Linked DNA regions of Homo sapiens: region 2 is linked to region 1. A link is an interaction called in ENCODE POLR2A ChIA-PET data of the cell type or tissue named here. Cell type or tissue: HepG2. All regions are shown on one strand. Each heading gives the region's core, and the rest is flanking DNA. Links, peaks and the distances in the headings are about the cores only.

Region 1 (2,890 bases), core at 265-2,764:
CATAGGTGGGCTGTGCAGGTGTCTGGGACACACCTACACCCTATTTGGGCGTCCAGTGCCATTTATGAGAACATCTCCCTTTCTTAGGTAACCCAGTAGGAATGTCTGAGTTTGACCTTGGGAGAGGGAGTCTGCTTTTAAAACTAGACCTCTCATTATTCCAAAATAAGACATTTATTAAAGCAGAAAAACCAGGCTTCTCCTGCCTTTTATCCTTGAACCGAGCCAGGGCTTTGAGGGGCTGGTTGCCCGCAGCGTCGACTCCCCAGGTGCTGGTAAACCCGGGAGCCAGCGTTTACCGAGGGTCAGGGTTGTCGGGGCGCCAGCCTTTGTGTGCACCCGGGAGGCTGCTGTTAAGGGAGACCGTCTTCCGGGCCACTTCGCTGTCTACAAGGCGTGTGCTTTCACCCACGGGGCTCAGCGATGGCTGCGTTTGTTTACAGTCTCTGGCAAAGCTGTTTGCCACCCAGACGGAGAAGAAGTTGTGCCTGTTCTTGTCCCAGCTGTTTCTGAGTCTAAAGGTTTCTGGAGTGGACTTTCTGGGTTTCGGGTCCAGTCCACACGGGAAATGGAAATCTGGCCAGCTGAGAGAGGGCTCCGTGTGGCCGCCTTTCAACAGTAAACAGTGACTCACCGCTCCGTCCCCACCCTCCCTGCTCTCCGCGAATGGAAGATGCCTTTCCCCGCTATTTATTTTTGCTTTTTATAAGTCACAGACTCGTCATGTTTCCGCTTTCCTACAGTTTCAGGAAACTGGGAGTGTCGTCTTAAAATCATAGAGTTTTAGAGCAGGTACAAGCGAACTTGAGTGGCCACATGCCCCACCCCCCGACCAGCTGCTGTAGATGAGGAAGCCCAGGCCATGAGGTCTGCTGGCCTGTCCCACAGGCCGGTGGGGTCTGGTGTAGAGCCTTCCTGCTTCTCCGCACTGTGCGTCGGGTGTCCTGGGGAAGGTATTGGGGTGGAGACTGCCCTCTCCCTGCCCTCCCATGCGGGGCCGGCTCATCTCGTACAGCGGGGGCTAGTGTGGGGTGTAGGGAAGACCTTCTCCCTGCTTGCAAGGAGCTCACCATGCCTTGGGGAGGCCCCCTGTCCCCAGAAGGATCTAGAACCAGGCCTTGGTAGAGGGTGCTTGCCTACGCGAGGAGGAGAGCAGTGGGGAGTGTTTCTGGAAGAAGCAGGGCAGGGAACCACGTGCTCTCTGCAGATGGTGATCAGAAACCTGAAACGGCATTGGGGTGGGGGAGTCGGGGTTTGGGAGGAACCCCCAAGACTTTTGACTGCCTGTGGGGCTGTGTGGGGGGCACCAGGATCAGGGTGAGGGCATCCCATTTGGCAAAGCTGTGGTCCAGACAGGAGACGCTGGAGGCCGGAGCCTGGGCAGGTGCTGTGGGTTCAGGCGGGTGATGCTTGAGGGCTGGGATCAAGCCTGGTTGGCGCGTGGATGAGGAAAAGAGAGAGGGGCAGGGGCAACTCCGGTGAATGATGCGGTTGGGGGCTGGGGGGCATCTGGGCCCCCCGGAATGCCCCTGACTGGACTTAGAGGCTGGGAGCGGATTGAAGCCCCAGGGCGGCCGGGGGAGAACAGGATGCTGATGGGGAGCTGGAGGCCGAGGACAGGAGGATGGTGTGGTGGGAGCCAGGGCGGGGACTGGAGGGGGTGTGGTGTGTTCTGCAGTCTGCTCTCTGCTGCTGCAGCTGCCTGAGTCACCTCTGGATGTAGCGGAATGACACAGCTTCCTCAGACTGCAAATGCAAGGTGACCAGACGTCCTCCAAGCCGGGCCGACAGTCATGGCTTGCTGGAGGGCAGCCAGCCAGGGCCAGGCTGCTGGCTGGTATGGGCCGGGCTGCGGGGTGCCAAGTGGGGTGCCTCCCGCATGCTTAGTGGGGCTGTGTCCGGGACAGCCGGACAGTGGGGGCCCTCGCAGTGTAGGACCTCATCCTCAGTAGGAAGGGTGTCTGGCTGGTCTCTGGGACCAGCTGGGCTGCAATTAGTCGGTTGACACCTGTTTGACAGGCACCCACTGGGTACCAGTGCCACAGCGGCCCCACCTACCCTTGCGGCCCAGTGTGGAGGGCACCCGGCTTGGGGTCTCTGGCAGAAAGGCTCCTGGGAGAGGCGGGTACACCTTGGGTGGCCTCTGGTTTTGTGGATTGCACCTGCCGTGGGAGTCACTGGTCGGGGGGCGGGAGGGCGCTTGCTGCTGTGCTGCTGGGTTTCTGAACCCGTGTCTCTCGCACAGAGCTCCCGTCCTCCGTTCCTGGTCTTCCTCCTGCCCCTCCTCCCTCTCCCGCATCCCACATCCTCGGAGACCCGCGGAGAATAGAAGTGGAAGGGCCACTCCGTCTTGGTCAGACTGGCTGGGCAGCTGAGGGGGTGGGGCATGGAGTCTGTGTCATCATTCACCCCTTGGGCAAGAACAAGTGACCCATCCAGAGCCCCCATGCTGGCCTCGTAGAGCGAGCGGCAGCCCCGATGCGTCCTCTCATCTGGGAAGAATCAGAGCCCCAAAGCTGAAATCCCCGTTTCTCTATGGGCATCCACAGCCGGGACCGTTCAGAGGGGTCATCCAGCCGTCAGCTGCTCAACTCACTTTTGCACTCTCTCTTTTTTTTTTTCCTAAAAGATAAGGTCTTGCCCTGTCACTCAGGCTGCTGGAGTGCAGTGGTGTGATCACAGCTCACTGCAATCTCGACTTCGAGGCTCAAGCAATCCTCCCACCTCAGCCTCCCGAGTAGCCGGGACCATAGGCACATATGTGCCATCACAACTGGCTATTTAAAATTCTTTTTTTTTTTTTTTTTGTAGAGATGGGGCCTTGTTATGTTGCCCAGGCTGGCCTGAAACTACTGGGCTCGAGCATTCGGCCTCCGGAGGCGTTGCTATT
Region 2 (2,890 bases), core at 391-2,890, 550 kb before region 1:
AAAATTAGGCCAGGTGCAGTGGCTTACACCTGCAATCCCAACACTTTGGGAGGTCGAGGCAGGAGGATTGCTTGAACCCAGGAGTGTGAGACCAGCCTGAGCAACGTAGCAGGACCTCCATTTCTACATAAATAAATAAATAAAGTTAGCTAGGCTGGGTGGTGCATGCCTGTAGTCCCAGCTATTTGGGAGGCTGAGGTGGGAGGATGGCTTGAGCCCCGGAGGTGGAGGCTGCAGTGAGCCTGTACTCACAGCACGGTAATCCAGCCTGGGCAACAGAGCAAGACCCTGTCTCAAAAACAAAACACACAAAAATCAAAAGTATTCCCTGAATTAATTAAGTAAGCTTTGCTAGGCAGGTAGGACCCCCAGCCTACCCAGTAGTGGCCCTGGTATGAGGCACTCCCTCCCCGCCGCAGCCGCCCAGCCCTGGCCCTGAGGCTGTACAGCAGGATAGAGGTAGTGAGCTCCCCACCACAGGAGGCGTGCAACTGTGCCTGGGGCTTTCCCTCCCAGCTAATCAAGGGGGACCAACCCGGGAGGGGTGAGGGCCTCAGGCTGCCTCGGCTCTGCGGTTCGTACAGGGCATGGGCAACGCCCCAGAGACAGGCTGTGGGGAGGGTCCCGCCTGCTGGCACCAGCTCCAGCTGCCTCATGTCAGGGCAGGCTGTGCAAAGCAGGCCCGGCCGCTTCTGCTGCCAGCAGCCCTCCCACCCCTCACAGCGGTTTAGGAGACAGATGGACAGGGCTCGTAAACCCCGCCACCTGCCACCCGGCAGCCCTTCCATGTTCCTGTCCTAGCTCAGAGGGTTGCATCCCCTGCCCGGGCGGCAGCCCTCGAAAAGGAGCAGGCTGCTACCTGGGGCGAGAACACCCTCAGGGAGATGCAGGTGGTGGCCTGTGAGGACTGTGGGATTTGAGTCCCCTCATGGGCCTCCCTGAGGTCTCACTCCTGTCCCTTGCCCCGTGGGGAGCTGATCAGAGAAGAGCTGGGTGCACACGGATGGGGTTTGGGAGAGGCCTGCAAACCCTGAGCTCCACAGGGTCCCACTCAGAGCCTGTGAAAGGCAGGGGGCTCCCCTCCAAGCCAGGGCCTCGGCCCCAAAGCCCTGTGAATCCCAGTTCTGAGGGGTGGCCAAGGCCAAGGGGCCTGGACTGGCAGGTTCAGCAGAACCAGGGGCAGAACAGTCCACGTGCCACATCCTTCTCTCTGGCCAGGAGACATGGATGCCTGACCCCAGAGGGCCCCCGTCCTGCCCTCCCCTCCCCGGCCCCACCAGGGCCTCAGCCCCACATTCCACGCAGGCCTGCAGCTTTAAGCCATCCGCTGGGGGCTGCCCTGCAAACTGCTCGTTCCACATTCTCGGGGTGGTGGGGTGGGTGGGGTGCGGGCACGCCCTCCCGCGGAGGCCTATAAGGGTGCGGGGGGGACGGGGCCCAGGAGGGGAGTGGAGCCTCACCAGCCACGTCCTCATGGCCCTGCTGCTCTTGCTGTTCCTGGGCCTCCTGGGGCTCTGGGGGCTGCTCTGCGCCTGCGCCCAAGACCCCTCCCCAGCTGCCCGGTGGCCCCCGGGGCCTCGCCCGCTGCCGCTCGTCGGGAACCTGCACTTGCTGCGTCTGTCGCAACAGGACCGGTCCCTGATGGAGGTAAGTCAGGGAGCCCGGGCAGCTCTTGCCGCTTGGACAGCTGCCGTGTCCTGGCCCCCCTCCTGGGGAAGCCCAGCCCGGTTTCCACTGCCTGTTCCCACATGGTGCCGGGCCCAGCGGGGCACGCAGGAGGCCGGAGGGCCCACCCTGCTTTTGGGAGGGGAAAGCCACCCCGTCCCACAGGGAAGCAGACACACTGAGTACGAAGAAGCCCTGGAGGTGCCACCCAGGGCCCGGCGCGGGAGCAGGAGTCTGGAGGGCTCCCTGGAGGCGGTGGCGTCTGCTGAGAGCCCGCAGGAGGCCAGGCTTAGGGACAGCAGAGGGGAGGAGGGCCTGGGCCTGTCGGCTGCCTGCTCAGCCCCCCTCGGCCCTCAGGTGTTCAACAGCAAACACTTCCCACTTTTGAGCCTCTGTTTCCTCATCTGTGAAATGGGAAGAGGACCTGTGCCTCCTGGGCAGGGATGCTGAGGACAGAGGGTACGGGGACACGGCACGGGGCAGCCTGACTAGCACTGTCGCTCTGTCCTCGCTCAGGCAGGCAGGGTCAGTGGGACAGGGCTGACCAGTCAGGCCCGGGCCCTGCCTCCGGCTGCCCCCAACTGCGGGCTGGGGTGCTGCTGGCCGGGCTGTAGCCGAAGACGGATCAGGGTCTCTGGGGGCCGAGCCTGTCAGGCCCTCACTCTGTGCAGACTCTGGCCTTTCAGAATGTGCCACCCCAGCAGACAGCCAGCCCCCGACCTTGCCGCCTGGACTCAGGGCTTGAGCCCCCCAGGAATTTTGGCTAAAAAGAAAATCCCACAACAGCCATGCCAAGCACCAGATGGCGAGAGGGCTCTGTGGGCTCCAGGCTGGGCGCTGCCCCCTCCACCCTGCACCACTGGCTTTATGGCATCTAGGCGTGCCCCCTCCACCTGCCCCCATTTTCCCTCTGTCCCCACCCCTACCCAGCACAGGCCCGGCCTGAGGGGACCTAAGGGGGGTCTTGTGGGTGAGGGCTGCCCGGGTGACCCCCGCCATCCCTGCCAGCTCTCAGAACGCTACGGGCCGGTGTTCACCGTGCACCTGGGGCGCCAGAAGACGGTGGTGCTGACGGGGTTCGAGGCGGTCAAAGAGGCGCTGGCGGGCCCCGGGCAGGAGCTGGCCGACCGGCCTCCCATCGCCATCTTCCAGCTCATCCAGCGAGGTGGAGGTCGGTGTGTGGCCGGCGCTACGGGGCCTACTGGGTGTGGGGGCACCTGGACCC

Evidence for each region. ChIA-PET counts read pairs that join two places held together with the same protein. Peaks named below come from ENCODE experiments on the same cell type or tissue, not always from the same donor. Only the 100,000 strongest peaks of a DNase experiment are listed, where the experiment ranks them.
Region 2: POLR2A ChIA-PET joins it to region 1 with 7 read pairs; 2 of 35 experiments call an interaction of 5 or more read pairs at or near these places.

The regions. Positions count from the first base shown.
Region 1 is chr7:1,532,296-1,535,185 of GRCh38, forward strand. The region is part of intron 1 of MAFK (MAF bZIP transcription factor K); the gene reads left to right. LOC100128653 (a long non-coding RNA gene) reads right to left here and starts at 2,585. Exons shown (of 1, transcript NR_149036.1): 1 at 158-2,585. RefSeq lists enhancers at 443-592, 518-812, 783-892. In HepG2, for the core only: no CTCF peak of the experiment used is centred there; DNase peaks (open chromatin) are centred at 626 and 1,715; H3K4me3 peaks cover 990 bases.
Region 2 is chr7:981,739-984,628 of GRCh38, forward strand. It overlaps CYP2W1 (cytochrome P450 family 2 subfamily W member 1), which reads left to right and starts at 1,443. Exons shown (of 9, transcript NM_017781.3): 1 at 1,443-1,647; 2 at 2,674-2,836. The coding sequence starts at 1,474. It also overlaps a transcript of CHLSN not described here. In HepG2, for the core only: a CTCF peak has its summit at 1,346; a DNase peak (open chromatin) is centred at 1,463; H3K4me3 peaks cover 1,856 bases.